Linked DNA regions of Mus musculus: region 1 is linked to region 2. Evidence: chromatin loops called from intact Hi-C (ENCODE). Cell type or tissue: gastrocnemius. All regions are shown on one strand.

The links. A loop is a pair of places that touch in the nucleus more often than their neighbours do. Peaks named below come from ENCODE experiments on the same cell type or tissue, not always from the same donor. Only the 100,000 strongest peaks of a DNase experiment are listed, where the experiment ranks them.
Region 1: it touches region 2 in a loop (2.7-fold over the local background); 2 of 42 quality-filtered maps call a loop at or near these places.

Annotation. Positions count from the first base shown.
Region 1 is chr16:24,052,953-24,060,952 of GRCm38, forward strand. No RefSeq gene overlaps it. Among named protein-coding and RNA genes, the nearest start is that of Gm46545, 26 kb to the right of the region's middle. In gastrocnemius, no CTCF peak of the experiment used is centred here; a DNase peak (open chromatin) is centred at 3,542.
Region 2 is chr16:23,999,194-24,007,193 of GRCm38, forward strand. Gm31527 (a long non-coding RNA gene) reads left to right here. Exons shown (of 2, transcript XR_384770.3): 2 at 121-243. Among named protein-coding and RNA genes, the nearest start is that of Bcl6, 14 kb to the left of the region's middle. In gastrocnemius, no CTCF peak of the experiment used is centred here; no DNase peak of the experiment used is centred here.

The DNA of each region.
Region 1 (8,000 bases), 54 kb after region 2:
AGCGGACAGACCTGAGGTCTCTTGGCTGTAGCTACTAAAACAACCACCCCGGCTCGGGATCCTAACGAGAGATGTTCCCTTCTGCACAGCTCAGTCGACAAAGATTTCCTCATCTTATTCTGCTAGGTAACAGTGTATGTGTATTTGAGTCAGTGTGTGTATGTGTGTGTGTGTGTGTGTGTGTGTGTGTGTGTGTGTGAATTCCAGTTCAAATGAGGCAGATTAAGAAATTCATTTCCATAGAGGTTGCTCAAAATAGAAAAAGCCAGCCTATCTATTCTTACCCAAACTCTGTCCTCTTTGAACTTATCCTCGACATGCAGAAATGGGGAGCAGAGCACAGGGTGTTCCTTGAGTGTCTGTGCTGTGGGTCCTGCCCATCCATGGCTTACTCTCTCACCAGAATGGAATCACTCCCCACCTCTCTATCGATGTCTTCCTCAGCTGTCAGTGACAAGGGCCTCTTGGAGATCACAACAGTTAGGAAGTTAACTTGCCAGTGCAGTAAGTCCCCCCTCTGTTATCCGTCTCCTCCCAGTACCCATCTGATGAAGTTACAGAAGGCATCTCAGATTCTCACCAACCCTCACCAGATCCCCACTGAATAACACATCGTCTGGCAACAGGAGGCGTTTGATTACATTTGGAAGGAATGCCTGCGTCAACTCCAGTTGTCTCTGAATTGCAACTGATGGGCCTCACGTGTGGCAGCCGACAGTTTGCCTTCACCCACTCCCCTTTCCACAATGAACCCTTTTTTTCTGGGAAAATAAGAAACCTACGTGCCATCCTGAGTGAGAGACAAACGGGAGCCGTGTCGCTCTATCACATCCCAGGCATGGCAAGCAAGAACACGCACTGAGGACTTAGTCACAGCAAGTCATGCTTCAGCCATCTCGAGAAAAAAAAAAATCCCTGACCCAAGGCACCAAAGTGTTCTTGTCCCTACTTTCATTTCAGCTCATAGGTGTAGGTTCTCATATGTTCCTCATAGGAAGCCATGCTGCTGTCTCCTCTAGCAAACCCTCTGACCCCTCCCCCGTTCTAGCTTAGTCGTGATCCTGCAGGCAGAATTATGCTCCGCACAGATGTCCTTGTCCTAACTTTGGGGACCTATGAAAGTGTTATTTCACATGGCAAGGGTCAAGTAAAGTTTCTGGTAGAACTAGGCCTGTGGCAACTGGTTTCCAATGGGAATATATGCGGGTTGTCTGTGGAACCCGAGTGTCATTACATTCATACACCCATGAACAGCAACCAGCAGGGTCAAAACAGAGAGGCGGCCTCTTAATCATGGTTCCACCTCCATTGCTTGCTTAAAGAGAGGCAAGAGGACTGTGAACCAAGGGCTGGGTCAGCCAACAGATTCTCCAGTACCACTTGGTGGAGTTTAGCTCTGTGGGACCCAGACTTCTGATGCCCGGAACTGCACAATAATAAATGTGTATGGTTGCAACAGCAGTAAGAAACCTATTCATTGAGTGTGGATCTGGCACCTGCTAGGCTGGCACCTCCATGAGGGGCTTTCCCAAGTCATGTGCTTTGCATCGGTCGCTAGAGTCTAAGGAACTGAAGCCATTTCATATGTCTGCTCAGAGGGAGCTGCAGGCAGCTCTTGGCTACACAGATGACTGAATGGCTAAGAAGTCAGTACAGGCATTAGCAAGAACAGTTGCTGTTCCATTGGCACTTGGTTAGGCCAGTGGGATAAAGAAAGGAGGTCACATTATTGGAGTCCAAAGGCCAGAATCTCCTCGAGGAAGCTGGACCACGGTGGGACTGTTCGGCAGGAGCAGGAGTCACAAGGGGAACAGACCCCAGCTGAAGAAGCCCTTCTGTTGAAGTAGAAAAGGCAAGGCTCCTCCTGGCTTCTCAAGCATCCTAAGGTTGCATCTCCATTAGAAGCCTACTGATGTGGAACTCTGTGGCAAAGCTGGAGACGGGAAATGAATGGGTTAATGGATATGTTGTGTAGGTGGAAGTGGGTATGCATACATCATTTGTGTTTGAAACTCACTTTTTTTTCTTAAAAGTCTGGCTTCTATAGCACTCTGCAGTATGATCCTTCCCTGTCTTCTTTGCCCTTCTTTGGTGGTACCTCTTCTTCCACAGCAGGGCAAGCTACCATTTGCTGAGTTCTCACCGTGAGGGTGGCTCCTCACACGGCATGCCCCTTGGTAGTCTCTCTTAATTTGTTCTCATGGGGGTTTTTAGTTGTCTGTCCTCAGGCAGGCACCCTGTCAGTCAGTCAAACATCTGAAACCTCTGTCAGTTGTCAGATTACCCTTTTCCCCATCTCAAGCAGGGACTTGACCCCACTCCGGGCACCCTAGCATCTCAGCGTTATTATCTCTACATTACAGGAGATGGTCTTGCTTGTTACGTGTGTCCTTGTTTAGCACGTTCCCTAGCCCCTACCCCAGAGCTAAGCCCTTTGAAGGCAGGGTACTGGCTGACCTGTCAGTCTTTGTAATCAGCATCATGGTGGCTGTTTCCCCACACCTGGGATTTCTTGGAAACCAGGAGGGATCATTTCAGATCCTTTGTAGTTAGATGGGCCTGAGCACTGCTTGATGGAACTCCAGTTGAAGTATATGATGTGGCCTCCAGCCTGACTCTGAAGACCTCCCATGCCCATTCCTACCCGTTTCACCTTCTGACAAGGCCCCGGGGAATGGCGGAGGCACAAGATGAAAGGACGTTGAGCACCTGGATGACTAAGTGCACTAGAGTTGCTGCAGCAACTGGCATGCCTAGCCAGGACTGTCACAGGAGTGAGGGGTAAGCTGTGTTGACTCATTAGTTTAGTCTCCCAAAGAACTGTCGGTGCTGAGAACGGTCACCTGTATAATGATTGGCCCTCAGTGAGTAGCATGTGCATGACTGAATATTAGACACCCAGGAATAGCACATTCCCCGTGGGATTTCTGTTTGCTGCTCTCCGTCCTCATCGACTAAGCAGCACAAAGACAGACATGTTTCATGCATTGCTTCGCCCTGGGTGCTTTGTTGGTGTTCAGTGAATGGGTGTGATACTAAGTTCCTAGGCTATATAAGGGGAGCACTAAGTGGAAAGCCCGGTGGGAAGGAACGAGACCACACATCCAGTCACGTGCTCTGCCTCCTAACTAGCAGAGTTCTTTTCAGTTTGGCCAGCGTTTGCAAAGTGCTCTCTTCACACTCTGATCCTGCTGTGGCTTTCATTTTATAGGTATCGAGTTTGAGCTCTCAGGGGTTAAGTACCTTGTGAGGGCATAATTTTTGAAGCAACAATACTGGAATTAGTTCATGGTTCAAAGATATTTATTGAGTGCTTACAATGGACTACACCCACCCCACACCCACCCTGGCTAAGCTCCTTCACCTAGTAAGGGCTCAGGAAATATGAGAACCCACGTTGTGAAGGAATTAGAATTACCTCCCAGAAGATCCATGCTGGGAGACGATGGCAGATTGTACTCAGGGCAGAGAACTGCCTGTGTCCGCAGCTAAGGTGTCCAGAGTCGTGCTAACGCTGGGTGCCTTCTGTGTTTCTGGGTGGTCTGCCAGAAGGGCCTGAAGCCAGCACCATCTCTCTGACCCCCCCTGAAGCTCTCCCACTTGCCTAGGCTAATGGCCCGGGCATTCCAGGCCTGCCCTTTTCCATACATTCTTTCTTGCTCGGGGTGCCAAGATTTTGGTCGACTGACGATTTTGAGTGGGTTCCAGGCCATTTAGCTCCGTCAGAGATTTGGGTGAAAGTTTCCTCCCACTCTGCCTGGGCCTCAGATAACCCAACTGGGTGTGATCAACCTCTGCAGGGGTGGTGGTGGTGGTGGTGGGGACGCTCCTGGACATTTCAGGCAGGGCCTTAAGGCTGAGAGGTGTCTGTAGTTAGTTCACTTACCTACCTGTACTGGTCAAACTAGAACATAGCATGCTGATGATGGGCTGTTTTGGAAAAGACCGTGTGGAGCACTCAGGACAATGTGACTTGTCTAAACAGAGGTGCCTGGGGAATGCCTGACAGGTTGGGTTATTTGTCAGGGCAAAGGGGACAAATGCGGGTGTCTGACAGAGGCCATCAATGGAAAGGGAGGAAGAGGGAGACTATTAGGCACTCAGGCCTCAACATTCCATTCCGAACCTGGAGCAGCCCCTGGCTGAGTCTGGGTGCCTCTCTCTGTAGATAAATTCTCACTGCTCTTCCAGAGCACAGTGTCCCAAGAACGGTGCATCTGAGGTGGGGTGAAAGACAAATATGCCTTTTCATAACAGCTTTACACCTGGAGCAGTGGAGGACCGGTTTATTACCTTGGTAAACACGAGGGAGAATTCAAGCAAAGTACAAACTTTGCCCAAGGCACTTCTGACAGCGCACCTTGTGTTTGTGAAGGGAGCAGATAGAGCCGGTGGGAGGCGGGGCCTGCTTTGTTTTCTATCTCCTCCCCCGATTTTCTTCTCTTGTCTGATTTCCAAGGTTTAAAAGTTCGTGCCTGTGTGTGTGTGTGTGTGTGTGTGTGTGTGTGTGTGTGTGTGTGTGCTGAAGAGGGATTTTGGGGTAATTTATTTTGGCTCTGACTTTTCCCAGCATGTTGAAATCCCTTTGCTTAGTGTGAAAAAAATACGGGAGCCAATTTATATTGTCTCCAGAGATAATGTGCTCCTTGCTGCTCTTGGTGACAAGTAGTGCTTATGAGTGGGTGACAGGGTAAGCCAGTTTGGGGAACACAGAGGAACAAAGGTTTCTATTAAATCTTACTTAAATTAAACATTTAAAATGCAGTAAATATTTATACAGTGTCTACTTTGTGCCGGGTACAGAACATGAACTTTCCATAAATATTATTTAATTTAGTCTTCACGACTATACGAAGCAGAGACTTTTGGACAAAATGTTCGTTTTATAGGTCTGGGAGATATGAGGGACTGGAATGTAAGTGCTTGACATGCAAATATGATGAACTGAGCTTGCTCCCTTTGTTAAAATAAAAACACGTTTTAAAATCAGGTGTAGTGGCATGAGCTTGTGTTCCCTCTGCTGAGGAAGTTGAGATGTGGCTCCTTGGAGCTTGCCAGCCAGCCAAGCTAACATAACTGGTGAGTCCTGGGTCCCAGTGAGAGATTCTGTCTCTAGAAACAAGATGGCTCCCAAGGAACAAAGCCTGAGGTTGACCTCTGACCTCCACATGCATCAGATATACACAGATACACCTACACCTGCCCATGTGCCTACATGCACACACACATGCACATGAAGGAATGCCTATGTTATATGTGAGGAAGAGCATGGTGTGATACTACAAGCCCACCATCCCAGTACTTGGGGGTAAGAGATAAGAAGGTGGGAAGTCCAAGATTATTGTTACCTACATAGTAAGTTGGTGGCCAGCCTGGAGGATAGACCAGGAAACAGAAGGCTATGGCTACTGAGGTAATTTGAGCCATAGGGGCCTACCTCCAAATGTAGGCCTTTCTAAACTGCCCTTGATTTAAGGTCACAGTTGATGTGATATGTGGGGTTCTATCTTTTTGATGCCCCAACCTGCCTTGCTCAGCCTGGCTTGGATTTTGGTCTTCATAGTTTGTTGATGCATTTCTATACAGAGGATTTGCCTGATTTTTCTTTCTGACTATTTTATCTTGTAAGTGTGTGTGTGTGTGTGTGTGTGTGTGTGTGTGTGTGTGTGTGTGAGAAAGAGAGAGAGAGGGAGAGAGAGAGAGAGTTGAGTGCTAGGAACCAACCTAATGTCCTCTGCAAGAGCTGTATGTACACCTAACCACTGAGCCACGTGTCCAGCTCCCTCCCTGCTCTTTCCAGGAGCACTCACTTGCCAGCCACTTACTTATAAACTGTGGACAAAGGATCTAAAGCTTATCTGGTGTGTTGTCGCTGGGGGTAGGAGGACCTGCTCAGGGGTGTGTGTAGAGCCAACTGAATATAAACCCTACTCTTACTTCCTTATCTCTGCCTCTGATTTCAGGCTGGCTGGGTGTCCTACAAACTTCATACCCATCGCCGGGATTTCTGCTCCATGCTCCTGTAGGTTTTCAGAGCAGAGTCTCCAAAGCAAGCACCCTTAACCAAGTTGGTCTCCCAGCTCAGGGATACCCAGTCCACATCACTCCAGGGCTCTGGCAAGCAGGCCACCTGTTTAATTCATTGCAACTGATGTCTTCTACTGTAATGTCTGTTTTGTGTTCCAGAGCCTTTTTCAAATCTAGCAATAAATAGACCCAGAGCTACTTCTCAAGGACTGCAATTAGCATTGCATTGATGGCGGCAGCTTGGGAGGGATAAGAGCTGGAGGAGGGACACCCGATTTTCTCTTGGAATGCTCTGGCCTGCTCAGACTGCTGAGTTGACATTCTTCAAATGCCCTGGCCTCTGCCTGGCTCAGTTTAGTATGTTCTCTCAAGGGACCGTTCATCTATGAAAACCAAGCACAAGCTGACACATTCACTCAGATTTCTTTTAAATATCAGCCTGATGAGTTCACCCTCATTTGAGAATTAAATGGGAATTAAAACTGTGAAGGAAACAGTTAAAATTTCACTCAGGTGAGGGGTACAATGGGCAAGCCCCGGCTAAACATTTGAGGAGCAAACACATAGAGGTGGGCAAAGGTCTTCAGGTTCAAAGGCTTGTTTGGAAAAAAAATTCTGAAAACGTCCCTGTTTTTGCTGAAGTTCATCTGTCCATCCCACTTGCTCTGAAGACTCTAAAAACCCAGAGGAGTCAGGGGTGGGATGATAGCTCTCAAATGAACTGTGAAGAGCACTTCCTAGATGTGTTGCATTCTCCTACATAGAAACAGAAGCTGGAAATGGAGCAAGAGAGCAGAGGCTCTCAAGTTCGGTCCCCATCACTCCGTAGCCTGGAACCAGCTCTCTTCATCATCTTCAGATCCAGAGGAGGTGGAGTGAGATAAAGACAAGCAATCAGCATTCTGTTTTGGCATGAATTTACTTCTCCTGGCTTTTCACTGCTGTTAGTCGATAAATACGTATAGATTGGGTCCCTGGGAAGATGTTTGCCCTGAGGAAAAAAATGAGAGACAAGAAACCTGGAGTCCTCTCAAAACACAAAGTGGAAAGCTCAAAGCAAAGCAATCCACTGTGTCTTTACTTGGTCCCAACTGCAGACCAGATGTGCCATGCTTAGAAAGAGCTATATCTCCCTGTCCTAGTTTCAGTTCCATTCTTACTAGGGTTTGAAATTTCCTTGCTAGTGACTGTACGATAATAAAGATTCTCGCCATTGGAAAATGTAGCTAGCCCTGGCTGAGCTCTAAACTGAAGGAAACCAGAGGGTGGGAGAATACTAGATGAGGAAGCACGACGACATGCATACCAGCCCTCATGCTGCTGCTCACTGTGAGGTAGGAGCTCTTGGGCAAGCCACTTGAGTGCCAACTTGAGTCTTGGGTTTCCCATCGGAGAAGAGTTTCACTTGATGGCTGAGAGCTCATTAGCTCTGATGGCTTTTATCTCTTTGGTCCATGGTTAAGGGCTATTTAGTATCTAAAACATGGCTATGTGGCGCTCACAACTGACTTCAGATTGATACCCCTGCAGGTATCAATCCTATGATAGAGGATAAACTAGTTCTGCCTTCAAACACCAGGGAGCAAAGTATTTTTAGTGATTTGTATGAATAATAATAATAATAGTAATAATAACAACAATAATAATTAAACAATGCCAATAAGTCTGTCTTTATTTTTTTTACATAATCCTTTTTATCAACTATTTTATGTTTACCTGTCACTCAACTACTTATAGGGCAGTAGACAGCAACCAGTAAACACAAAACTTACAAACAAGGTATTTATTATGTTCTACTTTTTGAGCTTCAAGAGGAATAAGAAATAATACATATTGAACACTTAAAACATACCACGTGGCTCACATATAGACTCACTGAAGAGCTGAAATCAAAAATAAGTAGACACTCTGCGAACAATCAATGTTATCATGTTCCTTTTAGAGAAGAAATAACTTACCAAGTTTATGGAAAA
Region 2 (8,000 bases):
CAAAATGGACAGAAAAAGATTGGTAGAGGCTGTAATTTAGGAAGGTGAATTAAGAATCAAGGACAAGATGCTTAAAGAATTCCGCCATTCGGGCTAACTTCTTTCCAATCTCATACACAGAATTGTCCACACCAGACTCCTGAGGATTCCCTAGAGAGCCATGCAGTTCCCTCCACTCTGCACTCCAGCCTCTATGCCTTGATCTCTGTCTTGAAGAATAAACTCAAGATCAGAGGTGGTTCAGTTCTGTTTTCTCAGTGGTATGTTTGACAGCCAATGCTCACTTAAAAGACGTTGACTAAGTTGAAGAAGGAAGAACCGAAAGAGAATTCAGTGTGAAGTCTGAGGACACCACATGACAGTTAGAAGCTCCACAGTTGACTAAGTTCTCGGGATCTCAGTTTCTTGTTCTCTAAGGTTGTCATTTCAATGAAGGGAGAACTTAATAGCATGTCAGGAGAATTAAGGGCACCAGAGGGGAAGGCGATCCAAACATCATCATTTAGAGTGGTTGGTGAATGACTAGCCAGACTGGAAAGCACCAAAGTCAGGGGAAGGCATTCCGTTATTTGGTAACACCTCCGGAGACTCATATTGTATCTAGAAAATCTGCGTTTCAAGTGCCCAGTCTTGACTTTGCAACCATCCTCAAATATGATGATTTCACTTCCTCAAATGATTTAAGCCTTTAAGTACTGGAAGATATACATTTCAGCTAAAGATAAACACTGATCCAAAGAAAAAATCTGAAAAGATCATCAGAAAGTCTTTTTGTTCTTGAAATGCAGAATTGGAAATGAACCATTTTCCTGTAGTGGGAACTGAAATCCAGTGTTAGATCCTTGTTTCTGGTACATTCTTCCCCTTTCTTCCTCTCTCTTTTACTTTAGCTCCTCCCTACACCTTTCCTACACCCAAACAGGAAAAAAAGCAATTATTCTGAGCTAACTTTACTCTTAGAAAAATGTACAGTAAAATTCCAATTGATTGGGCCTGTGTTCTAAGATCGGCAAGGCAGCTGCTTACAGCATTTTAAAGCAATTGAAGTGATGAGTGAGTTATCAAAATAATGAGGCAGGATAATTATCTACCAGAAAACCCTAAATGACAGGAAAAAAAAATCCTGGTCTAACTCCATCTCATGGTGGAGTTTTAATCTATCCTTTTTCTTTCTACAGCAAATACAGAGCCACCCCCAGGACATTACAGTAAATAAAAGAGGCACTCCATAAGAATCAAAGCATAGGTGTTGAGGGGAGAGAGGCAACAGCACATTTTGTGAGGTTACCGAGATGGCTAAAGATGAAGTGCCCGATGCTTGAGTGTGAAGACCTGAGTTGGGATAGCCAACAGCCATGTGAAAACCATGGCAAGGGTGGTGTGACTCAATAACCTAGTGTGCATGTGGGGACAGAGAAGGAAGGCAGGAGGAGTCAGGTCCATCCTCAGCCTGGCCAATTGGTGAGCACTGGGTTCAGTGAGAGATCCTGTCTTCAAACACAAGGTGAAGAGCATTCAAAGAGGACACCTGACTGTCGGCTTCTGGTTTCCATGTGCATGCAACGCACACTCCCACGTAGATGCACATGTACCTCCCCCAATAAACACTCATACAATGTTTAAAAGCCCATCTTGGTGGCCAGAGAGATGGCTCTGTTAGAGACACAAACATCAAGACCCAAATCAGAGACTCAGTACCCATATAAAAGCCGGGCCCTGTGGAATACTGGATGCATGGGTGAAGACAGGTCCTGAGCTCAATGGCCATCAAGCCTAGATGAATTGATGTACTCTGGGTTCAGTGAAAGATGCTGCCCCAAAAGACATGGAAGAGAACAGTTAAGGAAGATCAAGGACGATACTCAATGATCAATCTCTAGCTTTCCCCTGCATGTATATACGAATGCACACACAGCCAAATGCACATGTGCATATACAGCACAAAACTAAATAAATAAAATATAAATTTTAAAGCCTTCCCTCTGGATCTAGGGAACTTGGCAGTTCTTTTTTTAACATTTCCTGCAACAGGCTGTCTCCTCCTTCCTCTAGTCCTCTCTCTCAAAGGTTGACTCTAAACTCATCATATAGCCTAGATTGGCCTCGAAGATCTGACCTTCCTTCCTCTACATCTCAAGTTCTGAGATTAAAGTTCTGTGCTACTAGGTCAGGCCCACCCCATGCTTTGTATAGTCTCCAGTAAGTACAAACTGGAACAGAAGAATCAGGGTATTCCACAGGAATGAATGGGCCACACACCTGCAAAGGGATAAAGGTGGCAGGCATGAGGATATCATTTGAAGCCTGCCTGCCTGCCCCTGCCACTTTGGTCATCACCAAGCCCAGGATCAATAGACTATTTATTTTTAGATTCCTAGAAATAAAGAGGGAAGAATATTGTTGTATGTGGTCTAAAAACTGAAAATGGGTGAACCACCACAAAAATTAGGATCCTAGACAATCTCCACATTGTGCAAGGACAGTCATCTCCCACAATGGTTCACTATTTCCCCATCCTATCATCCCATTCCTGAAACCTTTCACCCAACCATAGTTGTAGGTGCCTGATTCCTGCCCCAGATGAATCCATATCTAAGTAGATCAAAGCAAAGGAACTCCTGTACAAGGTATGCCCTTATCAGCACTGTAACTGGGAGACTGGGACTGTCCAAGTTGTAAGATATGAGGAGGTCAGAACACAAAGAGTTTGGTCACCCACTTGGAAGTACTTTCTCAACAATGGTCAACAGGGATATCTGTTAAGTACACTTTTATATGAAATTATAAAGAGAAGGCTCCCTTGGGCCAGGCCAAAAGTGGGAGGGAACATGTTCAGGCCAAGAAAACAAGAGTGAAACGTTACAGAGTAAGTTCATGGTTGGTTCCAACGGTTGGAAGGGGCTGGCATGGCAGAGGAGAGCTAGGCAGAGGATCAGGAGGGAGATTATTCATATATAGCTCTTCATAGGTCACAGTTAGGACTTTATAGGTTATTCCAAATGCCCAAGATTTCGTGAAAGGTTGTTAGCAAGATGGTAGACAGATCTGACTTTTATCTTAAGACAAACTTTGCATACTGTTTCTGTGATAAAGCCTCAAGACCAAAGGCAACCTGGGAGGGAAAGGTTTGATTTGACTTGAGGCTTACACTATCAGAGGAAGTCAAGGCAGGAACCTGGAGGCAGGGACTGAAGCAGAGGGCTGCTTACTGGCTTGCTCCTCATGCCTTTCTCAGCCTAGTTTCTTATACAACACAGGACAACCCACTCAAAAGTGGCACCACCCACAGTAGGCTGAGCCCTCACACACCAATCATTAATCAAGAAAATCGCCTACATTCTTGCCTATGGGCCCATCTTGTGGTGTTCCCCCTTCCCTCGGTTGACATTTCATTTTCCTAAATGACCTCAGCTTGTGACAAGTAGACAAGCAAATCAAACTAGTCAGCGTGTAATTCTACCTGTTCAGTGGAAGAAAGATTCCAGAAGGGAACTTTTTAAAAGGCCATTGTAAGATCCCTGGTATGAGAGGCACTAACATAGACTAAGGAGTTAGCCTTGTAGATGGTGAGGCATAGGAGCAAGGCATGAGGAGCAAGCCAGTAAGCAGTAAGTGTGTATCAAAGACTTGATACACACTGCCAAGTAAGAATAGACAGGATTTAGCAACAGATCACACTGATCTGTGGCGAGTGCAAAGGCAGTAGAGCTAACAATAAAAATCTCAATTTTTATTTGATTAGGCAGTTCAAGGATTAACAGGGTAAAGAAATATTTTGGGGTGGGTGAGAATTGTTCAAAACTCAGTTTTGAACATGATATGTTTACAATGTCTCTGTGGTAGATATTTTAAGGGATGCAATTGAATATTCAAGACTTGAGTATAAAAAAAAATACCAGTTTGGAGATACAAATTTGGGATCCATCAATTTTTGATAGTAGGGGAAACAGTTGAGTTTTGTACTAGACAGTTTAAAACCATAACAACAAAAAAGAACCAAGCCAAAAGTTGTGGCTCACTCCTGTTATAACAGCCCCCAGAAGTCTGGGAAAAGATGTGGTGAGGTTAATGGTACCCTAGATTATAGTGAGTTCTCAGGCAATATGAACTATAGTGTGAGTCCCACTTTTACCGGAACAATTTCTCCAAAACAGTAAGGGTGAAGTGGTCCTTAGAAATACAAACTTCTCAATTATAGAGAAATTGGGTCAAACAAATGAACTCCCTGGCAAAAATGGGTTGGTGAGAATAGCCAACTCCATTGGCTTGAGAACTTTCTTCATCTCATAATGTAGTCTCAAGGATTGACATTAAAATGATTGAGGCCGACAAATCCTCTGTCTGGATCCAGCTCTGTAGATGTGGGTTACAGCCACCACCTTTTCTTCGTTTTATAATCACAGCCACTGTGTGTGAATCACCACACACTCTCAGAACTGACTTCTCCACTTCATTTAAGTCAAGAAGGCGTCATCTTCTTGATTCCTTACTTATCAGAACATTCGGTGTGGTCATTTGTGATGGAAATAACTGGACAATTTGCTAGGTCTACTTCAGTGGTTCTCAACTTGTGGGTTGAGACCCTTTTGGAGGTCAAATGGACCTTTTACAGGGGTCACCTATCAGATATCTTGCATAGCAGATATTTACATTAAAATTCATAACAGTGGCTAATAATGAAGTAGCAGCAAAAATAATTTTATGTTGGGGTCACCACAACATGAAGAACTGTATTAAAGGACTGCAGCATTAGGAAAGTTGGGAACCACTGTATTAAACTTCAGCATAATGACTGAGCCTAGCACACATTTATTTTTATTTTTTATTTTTAGATATTTTCTTTATTTACATTTCAAATGTTATCCTCTTTCCTAATTTCCCCTCCGAAAATCCCCTGTCTCCTCCCCACTCCTCCTGCTCCCCAACTGACCCACTCCCATTCCTGGTCCTGGCATTCCCCTATACTGGGGCATAGAACCTTCATAGGACCAAGGGCCTCTCCTCCCCTTGATGACAGACTAGGCTATCCTCTGCTACATATAGAGCTAGAGCCACAAGTTCCACCATGTGTTTTCTTTGATTGGTGGTTTAGTTCCAAGGAGCTCTGAATGTACTGGTTATTTCATATTGATGTTCCTCCTGTGGAGCTTCAGACCCCTTCAGGTCCCTGGGTACTCTCTCCTGATCCTTCATCGGGGACCTTGTGCTGCATCCAATGGATAGCTGTGAGCATCTACTTCTGTATTTTCCAGGCACTGGCAGAGCATTACAGGAGACGCACATTTTTTTATAAGTCCCTGTTGAGTCCCTATTACTTAGCACTCAAGTCCAATTAGCAATTAGCTTGTAATTGAATGCTTTCCTTTTGAATTCCAATATGTAAAGATTAAGATCATTCTTTTCTTCTCTTTCCCTTTTCTTAATCTCGACCTGACATGTAGGTTAAGCAGTTTATCTATCTAATGCATGTTTTGAATAAAAGGCTACCAGTGAATAGGAACTTCTATTCAACTTTTTTGTAATATCTTGGTTTATCTTTCTGGTTTTTGTACAAATACATTTGCTGTGAGTATTTTATGTGTTAGAGTATAACTGATTGTAATGTTTTTTAGTCTTTAAAAAATAATTGTGTTATGGTAATATAACCATTAGTATGACCCAGGAACCCTAAAGGTACAGTATTGGCACACATACCTTGGCAGTCAGTACCCAATAGCTATCTAATTGGACTAAGACCTGATCAACGAGAGGGAGATCACACTGGGTACTAGAAAGCTACTCGGGGCTGGCAAAGTTATGACGATTGGAAGAGAAACCTATAATCACCACTTTATTAAAACAGTAAAGTCCCTAACTACATTCTAAGTATTGGTCCCTCTACCTGCAGATAAGAGTAGTCTTTACCTCTTGTGAAGAAACCGCCTTTGTGCAACAAATGGAGAATGTTACAGAAACCCACAACTGACCATATATACAGAGGTTAAAGAGTTAGTTAGCCTCTGTCTCTTGTGCTCCCAGATTGGTTCAGGAGGGGGTTATCAAAAACAAAAACAGTCACCACAGCTGTCACAGACCAGCAATATCCTCTGGTTGAATACAAGTACATGACTGCTTTAGACAGAAAGATCTGAGGTATGAGAGTTGAGCATAACATTGAAATAAAGTAAAATAATGAACATATCCTTGAAATAACAGACACGAAACCAGTAAGCTTTGAAATAATTAGCCCATTTTTTTTTATCACAGCACATAATTTGGACTGTTATAAAAATAGTTTGTATTTATGATTTATTCAGTCATCATAATGCAATGGGTGGTGGTATTGGTGGTGTCACCCCTATCTGATAGACTGGAAACAGATGGATAGAAATGTGAAGGTCCAGATAGCACAGCTGGGGTCTGAACCCCCAAAATCTGCAGCCTACACTTAGATGTTATTCTAGACCCCTTTTGAATGAAGTGCAGAGTTTCAAAGTGTGGGTCAAGGGGAGGGAGCATGGACAGACAGTGTTCTAATATCACCTCCACAGTAGTCTTGTGTACTGGATCTTCTTGCCTCTCAAAGGAGACAGAGTTCAAGCCTGGATCCTTTCTGGGAAGCTGGGGGCTCCTATGGGGCATGCTAGGCTTCACATACAGCATCTGCTCTGATTTCTGACTCTCAGAACCCTGGAACCCTAATAATCCACAGCTTTACCTGTGAGTTCTCTCTTAGATAGCCTCTTTGACAATGGAAAAATCCCAATTAATATCTTTGCCAAAAATCTTCCAGTCACTCGTATATTTAGCCACCCTTTCCCGTGTGGTGAAAGTCAATATTTAAATATGAAAACTGGCTTTGGCGCTTTCAAAAATGTAATTCCATTATTAGAATGAGTTGAAGCTGGGCTTTGTGTCTGTTTGGAAATGGCTAGGAACAAGGCTGCCAATAATACCCCGGGCTCGGTCTATTGCTGCAATAAGAACAACACCTTGTACTGTACTGACGGTCACACCGGGTACAGCTTAGTAAGGACCATTTCATAGGGGACAGTTTGAGAGCCTCCAGGGAGACTATAAAATCAGTGTCCAGAGAACAGAGCTGGCTCTATCGTGGATTCAGCAGCAAGTACATCAAATGCTGAAAGAAATGCAATCAAGAGATGAGTGAAAATTCCCGCAGCAAGGGCTGGGTTCCCAAGCATCGTCAGATTTGTTTGTGCATGTTTGGTCAGGGAGCTAGTTCAGAGGACTCTGTGTTTTGTTTTGTTTTGTTTTGTCTTCCAGATTCTATCCTAGCTCTTAGCAGAGTTGTGATCTCAGCCCACAAAGGCAACATTATTCAAAGGATAATAAGAAAGAAAGACAACTAAAGTTTTCGGTGCTAGAAGAAAATACGCACAGGAAGAAAACATTGAAAAAATTGCATGTGATATATCAAGGCTATAGTTAGTTCCAGTGAAAGAGCTCATTCCTACATGCTGTCAAGTCTTCCTAAAGAGTCTCCACTACATGTTAGACATCATTATCTCTTTCTAGGGTGCAGGCTTTGGCTTACTCCTTTGGAAAGGGAAAAGGAACTGCTACCATGTAAGTTATATATTGAGGATTTAATGTAGCAAGGTATATCGATGCACATATACATTAAGGCTGGACTTTTATATGCTAGCATGATCTCAGCCATCTGTCTAAAGTAGAGAGGAGGACTAGAAAGATGTGTTTAATGCAATGGTTTTCAAACCTTCTTAATGCTATGGGCCTCTTGTTGTGGTGGCCCCCCAGTCATAAAATTATTTCCATTGCTACTTCATAATCGAGACTTTGCTATTGTTAGGAAGGATACTGTAGATATCTCATATGCAAGATATCTGATATGTGCCCCCTGTGAAAGGGTCATTTAATTCCAAAAGGGGTCATGACCCACAGGTTGAGAAACGCTGACTTAATGGACTTCTTAGATCATTTGAGAATAGTAGATGAGCAGAGAGAACATGCCTTGCCCGGTGTGAGGGTGCAATCGG